2 separate regions of the Homo sapiens genome follow, and region 2 is linked to region 1. Evidence: chromatin contacts called from ENCODE Hi-C or POLR2A ChIA-PET data. All regions are on one chromosome and are shown on one strand. Each heading gives the region's core, a stretch centred on a gene start or an enhancer-like site at or near the end of the contact. The rest is flanking DNA. Distances are from core to core; before and after follow the strand shown.

Region 1 (6,217 bases), core at 1,219-3,718:
ACACAACTTTTTAAAATCATGAACTCCTAGCATTGGATTACCACCACCTGGTGTAAGGGATAGGTTTTATAGAAACACAAAGAGCATGGACTTATTCTTTTCATTTTTGTTCTTCTTTGCCAATTTTAATGTTATCTTCACAATCTGAACAGTGTGACCTGTTTCACCTTCTTTTATTTTGAATGTTAGTGTATGCACATTCTAAGCCAAGGGTGGCTTTACCCTTTAAGTTAAATTAAACCATTTGGGACTTAGCAAATTCTGGGTTGTATGTTTTAAGGTGAAAAAAAAGCACTAAAAAGAAAATTTAAAAGAAATTTTATCATCATATAGGGTGTGGATGAATGATTCAAATAGAAAACCTATTTTAAATCAGCCCTACTGAATGAACTATACTAAAAGGACATTTATTTACCTAGTTAGGGAAAAAAGTCACTTTAAATATGGTCTCTAGTTACTTTTCTTCCCATTTATTACATTTGCCACTTCATTGTGACCTTACTATGACCTTGTAGTTTATGGGCTAAAGGTAACCATTATGCAATAATGAAAATATGCAGGCCAGTCTTTACCACCTTGAAAAAATTGGTTTCTTATATTTTGTTTAAATTAACACACTTTGCTATTTATAAAGCTCTGCTCTACGGTGCTTGAAAGAGGAGAGAAGAATTAATCGCAACTAATGTGCAGATTTAGGCTTTTAGAGACTGTGTTTAGTGGAGGTGAGTCAGCAGGCCTTGTTATATTAATTATAGTGGTTTGATTCTCTACTGGTTTTGATTCACAGAGATATGCGCTGTACGTAAGAATTAAAGCATCAATTGCTTAGGAGAAAAAGGAACTTAAAAATCAAACCATTAATACCTATCTTTGCTTTCTTCTTTTGTCTAATTTGTTTTATTTTAGTTATCCAGGCCCAGATTTCCTCCACTTTCCCTTTGCCTTGATCCCAAAACCTGACCTCTGTGAAAAAGGCAATTCATCAATTGGATGTGGTGAGGGAAATGCCCTTCAGAAGGATCTAAAACAGGCAATACAAAAAGCTTTAGACAGTCAACACATCGGGGCACGTAAGCTCTGATGTGACTTGTTATCTCTGAGACCAGTGTTTGCATTCTTCCTGGTTTGTTCCTTAGGCTTGGAAATGCACTGAAACCACAGCTGGTCTTGAAGAGCCATAGAGGATGTGATACAAGGAATGATAAATTAATAATTACAGATCCTCAATCTGCTTATTGTCAGTCATTTTTTCTACCACCAGTTACAAATCCAGTCTTTATTCTCAAACAGAAGTGATGATAATTATCCTTGGTAAAATAACTTTCACATAATGTTGATTGCAGACAGTCACCAAGGGCTATGCTCCAAGTACACTTCTCACCATTTTTATACATGAAATAAAAACTCTTATTATCTCCACTTGTCCATGAGGAAACCAATGTACAGAGAAATTAAGTACCCTTCTCAGGGTTACACAGAAATTCAAGAGCTGGATTTTTACCACAAAGGATGGTTTAGAGCCTCTGGTCTTAACCTTCCAAGAGTCTGGGTTCTTGGGAATCTTCATTTTCAACATAGGCTCTTTATACTACCAGAACTAGCATGTTCTTCAGATATTCAAAACGGAGACTTTTAATAAGTTCATTATTAAAGAAGTGAATAATTTAGGATTAAAAAAATTCTGTTAAAAATGGGTTGCTCATAATTAATGAAGGCAGATATTTAAACCATGAATCCTTTATAAAACCTTGGGATGTGAAAGCTTATTTTGAAATGGACTGTTGGACTGCATGCTAAAAGTATACCCAGAGTGAATTTTCAGAGACATTAGAGACAAATTTAACATCACCCTCAAATCTGTGGAAGGTTAAATATACAGAGTGTGAGACATTGAGAATTAGGCATTTACAGGTACTTTTCCCCAGAGTTTGGTTTGGTGAGGGATTTAACCCCCATTTCGTGACACTGATCAAGGCAGGACATTTTGAAGGAAAAGCACTACAAAAAGGAGGAATTGCCTTGTCATGTTATGAAGCATTTAATTCTAAACTTCTCTGTTTTAAAAACAAAAGAGGCCTATCTATAGATAAACAAAGTAGACTCGTGATTTCCAAGGGCTGGGGCAGGAATGGGTGGGTATTAGCCATAAACTGGCTAGAGGGATCTTACTGCAAGCGATTGAAATGTTCCAAAATTGGATTATAGTGATCATTGTACAATCTGGTTTAAATGAACTTTGAAATCATTGAATTGTACCCTTTAAATGACCAAATTTATGGTATCTAAATATACCTTAGTAAAGTCATTTTTAAAAATGCATGTAAAAAAACTAAAAAAGAAAAAAAGGAAGATCCAGAATTGGGTCTTCAGACAGAATCATTATTTGCATCAAATTCAGAATTTCCCGTACATGATATTAATTTACTTCTCTAATTTGAAGTATGACACTAAATGTAACACGTTAGGTCATACATTTGGCAAAGACAAATTCTTCCTGCCTGTACTTTTTCCTTTCAGTTTTTAATAGGTGGCGCCATTATTCTTTGTAGCCTCTAGAGGGCAGCACATAGGTTTTTTTTTTTTTTTTTTTTTTTTTTTAAAGACAACAAACTTGTAACTCCCAAGCATCAAGAATGCCCAGTTGTTTCAGATGAACTCTCCAATTTTAGTTCATCCTGACGACCTCACAGTGGAGGACCTTCCTATAGTGACTCCTGCGAATGAATCCTCCCTTCCTTCCTGTTAGTTGCTCCCTTTCACCTCTGGCTATTTAATGTCCTTGAAAGATCTTTCAGCTCTCTCTACAGGGGAACATAGGAGTAATTTCAGTTGAAACTTTCACAACCTTTTTCCTTTAGAGAGCTTGATTTTTAGGTAAAGACAATAGTCAGTTAATGAATAAAACCGGTATTTGCACATGGGGGAGGGTTGATGCCCAGGAGATTGTCATAAGAATTCCTGACACAAGTTCTTCAGATCGCATCGGAAGAATCCGGCTATGCCAAAAGATAAATGTAGAGTTCTCCTCAATGTATGAATAACTAGGGATGCAGGATTTAAAATCTATAAGAATTTTTAAAGTTGTAAGACATAAGCATCCTGGTGTGTTTTTTGATTGTTGTTCTTTTCATTTAATTATTTATTATTAGTTTATGTACAGTAGAAGCCAACAAATAAGGGTTGGAAAGGTAAATTAACTAGCATTAAGGTATATACTGAAAGTCATTTTAAGAAATGCCTTACCTCTTCTCATCCCCACGATTAATGGCATTTTCCCTATGATCATTGAATTTTAAAAATACCTGGAAATTTATACCATTCTAGGATCTTATAGAATCTTATAGGATTTATTGGAGTTGATTTTAGTGTAGGAGCCTGAAACAGTTTTAGGTCCCCCTCACTATGTCTTATTGTTACTTCGTTTCTGACATTCTTCCTATATATCCAATCTAATATATATGTGAAAAAGGGTAGACATCAATCAGTATTAAGAAACAATGAGAAATGCCTGAACAGACCTTTAAGCTGTGATTTAAAAAAATCGTATTTGGGTGATCCTAGCAGTTAAATTGACTTTTTCTTTCCTTCTGTCGTCTCTGTTCTCCTTTTTTTTCCTCAGTAAACTTTGATTGCTTGCTAATTGTGTGCTAGGCCTTGTTTGGTTGTTTATTGAGAGAAAGAAATAAAGGAGAAGGGAGAGAACACAAACACAATTTCTGCCCTTGTGGAATTATAGCCAGTATAGGAGACAGACAAAACAGTATATAAACAAAAAATAACAATACATAATTACAGATTGAAATCAATTCTAAGAAAAAAAAGGTCAGTAAGTATATATAACCTTTGGGGCCAACTTTAGGCTAGAGAGTTAGGAAAGAATTTCTGAGGAGGTGAACTTAGGTGGCCCTACCACATAAAGGATTGGGCAAAGGGTTATCCAGGCAGAGGAACAGAGTATGAGAAGGCCCTGAGTCAGGAAGGAGCATGGCTTGTTGCAGAAACTGAACTAGTGTCTCAGTGTTTCACTGTGAATCAAGAAGTAAGCTAGGATGTGGCTTGGGGAGGTAACTGGCCAGGACTGAAAGATCTTTGTGAGGAGCTTGGATTTGTTTCTAGGTTGAGTGATGCCTCCAGAGGGCAAAAGAAAAACAGCAACATTATCTGATTTTGCTTTTGATAGGATTATTCTGGTTTCTCTATGGAGATTGGATTGGAGAGGGGCTCATATGAATGTGGCAGAAGTTTAGAAGGTGTAGCTGGGTGTGGTGGTGGGCACCTGTAATCCCAGCTACTCGGGAGGCTGACGCAGGAGCATCACTTGAACCCCGGAGGCAGAGGTTGCAGTGAGCTGAGATGGTGCCATGCATTCCAGCCTGGGCAACAGAGAGATACTCCATCTCAAAAACAAAGCAAAACAAAACAACAACAAAGAAGTTTAGAAGGTGGTTGTGATCTAGACAAAAATGCTCTTGCAACTGAGTTTCACCTGCAATTTAGGAATGGGAAGTAATGTGTTGAGTCCACTGATGTTGGGAGCACAAACACTTATGTAGGAGGTAGAAGAAACAGTTTTTTTTCCTATAAAGTTATAAATAGCTTTTAGCTTATTAGGTGTGGCTATGTTGAGACAGTAGTTAATGATTAGTGGGATATTTAAAAGTGATTTTGGAAACATGAATATCTTGTGATTTTTATTTTATGCAAACTGGCATTGATTTTAAAAGCTGAGGCAATTTAAGCAACTTCGAATGAGTGTTTTCTCTCTGAGGGTTGGAATTTGGAAAAAATTGAAATATGGGAGCAGATGAGAACATGAAGAACTTGATAAGTATACCTACATATCCTTTGATATCATTGTTAGGAACTTATCTTTTAATCGAATGCATGGTGCCATAGGTTATTCCTTCTCTATATCACTTAGTACTTAAGAACACAAAACTAGACATTAGTAGAATTTACAGATACACATTTGATTCCTGGCTTTACCACTTACTCTAGCTATAACTTTAGACACCTGTCCCCTCACTGATATTTCTGAACTGGAAAATTGAGGTATAATAACCACGTTAGAAGAATGTGGTGAGGATTATGTGAAAAAATTTATGCAAAGTACCTGTCACATAGTCAGTAGTATTCAATTAATACCAGATTAGGTGATTTGCCATGATTTGCCCAAGGACAACAGCTAATAAATCGTAGGACTAATATTTCAACCCAGAAGGCCTTATGCTAAAACCTGCACTGTTCATCACTGCCCAGTACTTCTTTCTTAAATTGGGGCAGTGAGGCCGGGCACAGTGGCTCACGCCTGTAATCCCAGCACTTTGGGAGGCTGAGACAGGCAGATTACATGATGTCAGGAGTTCAATATCGGCCCAGACAACATGGCAAAACCCCATCTCTACTAGAAATACAAAAGGTAGCCGGGCGTGGTGGTGCACACCCAGCAACTTGGGAGGCTGAGGCAGGAGAATCACTTGAACCTGGGAGGCAGAGGTTGCAGTGAGCCAATATCGCACCATTGCACTCCAGCCCGGGCAACGGAGTGAGACTCTGTCTAAAATAAAATAAAATAAATTAAATAGTAAATTGTGGCAGTGAAGGGACAAGGAGGGAAGGATATTTGCTGTTGTCCCAAACTATCTTCTTACTTCTTTTCTTCCACTAACCTGCTTTTCCTCAACTCTCATTCACATTTTCTAAAACTTGAGAATGAAAAATTCAAAATTGCATAAAAGTAGAGCAAATAGTACAATGAACTTGCATGTAACTGTAGTCCCCAGCACCTGCTTTGTGTCTCCAGGGACCCAGCAAGGTTGCTTTGGTGATTTTTTTTGTTGAGATGGAATCTCATTCTGTCACCCAGGCTGGAGTGCAGTGGCACACTCTCAGCTCACTGTAACCTCTGCCTCATGAGTTCAAGCAATTCTCCTGCCTCAGCCTCCCGAGTAGCTGGGACCACAGGCACGCACCACCGTGCCCAGCTAACTTTTGTATTTTTAGTAGAGACAGGGTTTCACCATGTTGGGCAGGGTAGTCTTGAACTCCTGACCTCAGGTGATCCGCCCACCTCGGCCTCCCAAAGTGCTGAGAATACAGGTGTGAGCCACCGTGCCTGGCCACTTCGGTGATTTTCTAACCACACTGAAGGGCATTTTCTTAACCCTCATTTTCCTCTGCAGTTAGGGCTCCTGCTGACACCACCTTCTGCTCTGCC
Region 2 (6,217 bases), core at 2,271-4,770, 200 kb after region 1:
ACTACTTTTGCAACTCTCCAAGAATCTATAATTATTTCAAAATAAAAAGGTGGTTTTTTTTTTTTGGTAAAGTCATATTTTATGCACACGCACACCCACACCCACACATACACACAGTTTCTTATGGGGAAATGTTATTTTGAAGTAAATTGGGAATGTAGGCATTTCATTTATTCTTTCCAAAATCATTTGTTTCTACTTTTGCAGGATTTTTTTTCTTCTTCCTCCTCTTTCTCTCCCTTCTCCCTAGTTCTTTTTTTTTTGTAGGATACTGAGATAGCTTACTTTTCTTGCTTAGGAATGCCTTCATTTTTTGGAAAGGCATTCTTTATTTTTTTTTTACCATTTTCAACTCAATTTTAGTTATTTAATTTTCCTGTCATTATAATTTGGATATATAACTTCTTTGAGAAGTGCAGATCATTTCATAGCTATCTCATTCTTTATAACTCAATCTTTTTGTTTTTTAACAGATTAGAACCTAAAGCAGAGAAAGTTAGTGATAGAAAGCATGAAGTAGAGTAACAAAACTGAAAACAGCCAGTTGCCCTACCAACCTGTTCTGCTCTATTCTTCTATTTTTTACTGTACTATATTCGATCCCATTTTTTTCGTTCCATTCTATGTTATGATTTCCCAACCTATATGTATTCCATTCATCCTGTTCTGTTCCATTCTATGCAATAAATATTTAATGAGTGTTTAGTATGTGGCAGGTGTTAGTCTATGTGGCTTGGCATGTACCAGTCAACACAACAGATAAAAAAATTGCTGCTCTTCTAAAGCTTACATTACAAGAGGAGGAGACAGAAACAAAACAGACTTAATTCGTAAGTAAATTTTAGAAGTTAGTGAGTGCTATGGAATAAAGAAAGAGTTAAGTAGGTGGGGGATATCAGGTGGGAATGGAGGGAAAGTTACAATTTTCAAACAGGGTAAGGTGTGAGAAACTGTAAGGAATTTTGCCATAAATTGATCTGAGCGATGCATTTTCTGATCACTAAGAATAGCAAGGCCAAAGGCACTAGGATGTGAGATGCCTGGAATGTTTAAGAAACAGCAGGGAGATCAGAGTGGCTGGAGTAGAGTGGTGAGAGGAGAGTAGGTGCAGGTGAGGTCAGATAGGAAAGAAAGATCTGACTACAAAGGGCTTTTGAAGGTGTTGGTTTTTACTCTGAGCAAAATAGTCAGCCATGGCAGGGCTTTCAGCAGAAGACCACATGATCTCAATTATAGTTTAGGACCCTAGCAATCCTGTTGAGAAAGACATTGGCTTATTCTATACTCTTAGCTGTGAAGGTAGAGAGAATTATTATTCATATTATTAACAACAACCACATACATCAAAAAACCCTCAGGATATTTTGAAGATAGAGTCAAAGGGATTTCCTGATGAATTTAATACAGATTGTGAGAGAATGGAAGGGGTAAAACATGATTCCAAGGATTTGGGCATGAGCATCTGGAAGGTTAGTGTTGCCAACAACCAATATGGAGAAGATGGCATATGGAGCAGGTTTGAGGGGGAATGTCAGGAGATCTTTTTTTAGATATGGTAACTTTGATATATCTTTTAGACATACAAGTAGACATTGCTTGTAGGCAGGTGGGTATATGAGTCTGGAGTTCATGAAAGAGATCCAGGGCAGAGATACATATCTGAGAGTTGCCAACACATAGTGATATTTATCATGAGATTAGATGAGGTTACCGAGGAAGTGACTATAGGTGGAGAAGAAGACCAAGAACTAAACCCCGGGGAACCAGAGTTAAGAAGTCAGGGAATAGACAAGGAACCAGAAAATGAGACAAGAAGCAACTAGTGAGATAGAAACCCTGACAATGTGTGTCCTCTCAGCCAAAAGAAGAATAAGTATCAAAAGCGATCCAATTACTAAACTGTGTCTCTTACCTCAGTGCAAATGTGTATGATGTGATTCAATATCTTCCTGTATCCCTAATTTTATTTTTATTCTATTTTTATACTGGAAAACAGGATCATTTTTTGTTTGAAATTTAGCCTGCTAAGAAAAAGTAGACTTTGTTGTTATTGTTGCTTAAGTTTCAAACAGAATCAACATTGTTTAAAATTGTTTTAAGAACTAGATTTGGTGTTAACAGTTTTTCTGTGGTGAGTCTGAATTTCCTTGAGCCGTTATTTACAGCAGAAGGTAACCACTACACTTATTCTAGGAGGCTGGATTGAAATGTATTTTATGTATTATTATCTTAGGAAAAAGATATTAAGCATCTTATCTTTATTATGATCACATTTGTTATTATCAGCATCTTCTATAGATAGTACTTTTTGAGGCTACATGTTATTGTGGACTTGTGCATTTTTAAAAGATTAAGCATTTGGCTTGGAATTATCAAGTAATCCTGTGTAGTAACTGTGATTAAAATTATACAGGAATTCATTTCAAACTGTGACAAATATATTGTAGCTTACACTCTTATTGAATTTGTTCATATATTTTATCAAGAATGTCAAGTATTTTTACATTAGGTTTATGTAGGTTTATAGGTGGAAATATAAATTATTAGTAATGCAAATTATGATCTTGAAAAAGTAGCTAGATTTTCAGGTTTTCCTTTTTTTTGAGCCTGCAGACTATTTGGAAATTAATTTGCATTTTTTTGGTGTGTATTTATATTGTCTTTTGCTTATATTCTGCATTACAGGATTCTGAGTTTCCACTTAATGAGTAGGCTTTACAGTACCCACAAATTACTGCAACAAAGTTAAAAAAAAAAGCACTAGAAGCCTAATGAAATGGACTGCTGAGAACAGAGCTGAATAAACACAAGCTTCCCTTTTTGCAGTGACTGTTCCAAACTAAGCAGAAGCTGCTTCTTTATTTCAGGGAAGGAAAAATAATGACCCGGTTTTCTTTATTTTTCTGGTGAGCAATTTAACTGCTACCTCCATTTGGCATATTCTCCCACTTCTTTTACTGGAATGGGCTATAACTGTAGGTATGGCATTCTTTGCCACAATGTATATTTTCCTTACTGCAGTGTATATTTTGAGCCATATTTACCAACACAGATATTTACTTTTTCTCTGAGATGTGGTCTAGAAGCAATTGTTCAGAGAGAAATTCAACACTGACTCTAGAGGTAAACCTGTACCCGGCATTTCAGTGTGTATGTGTGTTTGTAGAATTATCATCAAAGAGAGAAGATTATTCTTCCAGATGGCATTTACCTTAATAAAAACTGCTAATATGCACAAGCTTGAAAACCATTTCTAATCCAAGTGTACTGGCAGCGTGTTATTTTCAGGAGTAGTTGCATTAACTCTTTGAACCTTTTAAAAAAATTATCTTCTACTTTTGAACTAGGTCTTTTGAAAGATAATAGCTATCCTAAGTAAGTTATCCTTTGAGTACTGTGCGTGTGCACCTTTGTGTGTATTTGTGCTGTGCGTAAACCATTGTGTATTTTGGCATGGCCCAAGTCAGCAGGAAGGCTCCAGGGCTGAGGCTGCTTTCATCCTCTGATACACCCTCACAACCTTCCTGTTTTACGATAATTCTGAAACCTAACGCTCCTGCTACTTTTAACTCAGAACTGTGTTTATTTGCCTGTGGCCTGTTTTATTGTAAAATAAAAACCTTAAGAACCCTATGTTTTTAGGGTGCTTTTCCCCCCTCAAGAACACTGTGGTTGTCTTAAAGCCTAAATGACTGTGTTTTAATGATGTGTAAAGATTCAGTAAAAAATAAATCATGGCAATTTTGTTTTAAGAAGAAACTTTTAAAGGCAATACGTGCTGCAGACTTCAAAAAGTCTAATCAAACAATTAAGAACAAACAGTACTTGTGTGAACTTATCATTTTATTCTGCACTTTTCATAACATATTAGGTGTTAAGCTTCGAAAGATTCTGCTTTAATTCCGGGTAACTATTGGTAGGGGATTTAAGTCACAATTATTTAAACATAAGTTTTTCACAGATCTTGAATGTCTCTGGGAATTTTCTCCCCGAGGCAAATAATAGAGGGAATTAAAGCTGATTTGTTTTCTTTGCCAATTGAAATTATGAGATAGGTGGCTGCCACTGATTTTATCTTACCTACGAGCATCCTACAGCCCCTTATGTTCTGGTAATGCCCCTGATGGTGATGCATAGTAAATAGTGGAGTAAATTAGAAGAGAGTTATAGGTGTGATGGGAGTAATGGATAAGTTAAATGCCGTCTTTATCCTCAAGGGACTTACAGTCTGGCTCAGTATTTCTTATGAAGGGAGGGTGGGACACTATTGGCATTTTAGGTAGGGCAGTTCTTTTCTTGTATGGAAATGTTCCACACATTGTAGGAAGTTAAGTTTCTCTGGCTCCTGCCTAGTAATTATTAGTAGCACCGTTAGTTACTGTGACAGTAAAAAATAAGTCCATATATTTATCAGATGTCCTCTAGAGAAGGTATTAATTCTAATCCTTCTTCCTTAGAACAGTTGGAAGATCTGAAATATACACTATATGCATAAGAAGTGATTATAGAACTGTATTGTCTATATTGTCGAAACTATGTTAAAGGAATGATGCATACCATAAAAGCGAAGAAAAGACAGGAAAAAAAAAGGCTGGTTAGTTGCCTCTGTGTACACCAACTGGTATTACAGATCACTTTTTTTTTTTTTTTTTTTTTTTTTTTGAGACGGAGTCTCTGTCATCACCCAGGCTGGCGTGCAGTGGCGCGATCTCGGCTCACTGCAAGCTCCACCTCCTGGGTTCACGCCATTCTCCTGCCTCAGCCTCCGGAGTAGCTGGGACTACAGGCGCCCGCCACCACGCCCGGCTAATTTTTTGTATTTTTGGTAGAGACGGGGTTTCACCGTGTTAGCCAGGATGGTCTCTATCTCCTAACCTTGTGATCCACCTGCCTCGGCCTCCCAAAGTGCTGGGATTACAGGCGTGAGCCACCGCGCCCAGCCCAGATCACTCTTGAAGATCATGCTGATTCTTCTGCTGTGACTATCCTCTTCTGTCTCCCTCCTTCTTTTTTTTCTGCCCTGGATAACTCCTACTTAACCATCAAGATAAACTAAATTGTTATACCTTCCAAGAAGCCCTCATGAGCTTTCTCTCTTCTTAGACTGGGTGGGATGACTATGAACCTGGTTCTTACAAATCATTGGGTGCATCTCTGTCACTGTCTTCTAGAATTCTATTGACATCATCTGTTAAGGGTCCTTTCTATCTTCTCAGTAGCTTCTATGTGTATATTGCAGGCAGGAACTATATACTACATCTTTCTTACCTAGTTAAATTCTATGTGTGAAGTGCATATTCAATTAACTGACCTGAACTTGGCAGAAACATATAAAATTGTGTAGTTGTATAGTTGATGAAAACATATAAAATGTAGTTTCATTATTTTTTGACATCAAATTAAAATTCTGTTCAAAAGTCTCCTTTAATATAACTTTGCTCATTTAAAAAAGATTCTTATGCCCCACTGTTGGAAATATAATTTGGTACAATGCTTTTGGAAAGACATTTGGCAGTAGGTATCAAGAGATTTACAAGTTCATGGTATTTGATTCATTAATTCCATTTCTGGGAACCTCTCCTAAGGAAACAATTCTAATTATAGAAAAAGCCTGATACTCAAAAGTCTGCATTTCAAAACTGTTACTAACAGCAAAAAATTCCGAAGTCTTCAAGAAGTCTGGGGAATGGGAGCTTGGTTAATTATTGACAATCCAATTCTAATGGATAATTTTGGGACAATTGTGGGGAATTGTGTGTGAATATGATCTGGCTTTTAGATGTGATGAAATTATTCTGAAATAGATGGAGATTGTTGACCCCCCAAAATAATATAGCTACAATACAATATGACTATATTACCTCATTTTAGTATACACACGGAGACAGACACAAACACACAGATGTGTGTATATGAAAAAGATCCAAGAGGATATACTGGATCTTAGCAATGCTAACATCTGGGTATTAGGAATTGGTGTTGATATTTTCTGTATTTTATTATTTCCTAATTTCTACAATACCCATTTACAGATGTAATAATAAACGATATTTTTAAAAAACAAGGAATCGAAAATAATTTAAATGTTCATTAGTAACATATGGCTAAATTAATTATTGTAGGTCTGTATTCTAAGTTATTTCATTATATTCAAAGACAATATGAGAAATTTTTATAACATGGCAAAATAGTTGTATTGTAGTATTCAGTGAAAAGA

Evidence for each region. Hi-C counts contacts between places; a loop is a spot of excess contacts on that map. ChIA-PET counts read pairs that join two places held with the same protein, here RNA polymerase II (POLR2A). Pooled maps may share reads with other maps.
Region 2: a map of astrocyte of the cerebellum shows a loop between it and region 1 (5-fold over the local background). The contact joins two enhancer-like sites. A Hi-C loop is called at or near these places in 10 of 168 maps with a recorded cell type or tissue (B cell, GM23248, IMR-90 and 7 more), 4 of 37 single-sample maps with no recorded cell type and 2 of 50 pooled maps. POLR2A ChIA-PET finds 5 or more read pairs at or near these places in 2 of 52 experiments (AG04450 and MCF 10A).

The regions. Positions count from the first base shown.
Region 1 is chr7:18,353,788-18,360,004 of GRCh38, forward strand. It overlaps a transcript of HDAC9 not described here. Among named protein-coding and RNA genes, the nearest start is that of HDAC9, 140 kb to the right of the region's middle. RefSeq lists a silencer at 3,919-4,213. Within about 2 kb of position 2,469, at least 3 of the 41 ENCODE cell types and tissues checked have a DNase peak (open chromatin) inside an H3K27ac peak, as active enhancers do; they include B cell, where a contact is called at or near this core.
Region 2 is chr7:18,549,693-18,555,909 of GRCh38, forward strand. The region is part of intron 2 of HDAC9 (histone deacetylase 9); the gene reads left to right. Among named protein-coding and RNA genes, the nearest start is that of HDAC9, 57 kb to the left of the region's middle. RefSeq lists an enhancer at 833-1,334. Within about 2 kb of position 3,521, at least 6 of the 41 ENCODE cell types and tissues checked have a DNase peak (open chromatin) inside an H3K27ac peak, as active enhancers do; they include B cell, where a contact is called at or near this core.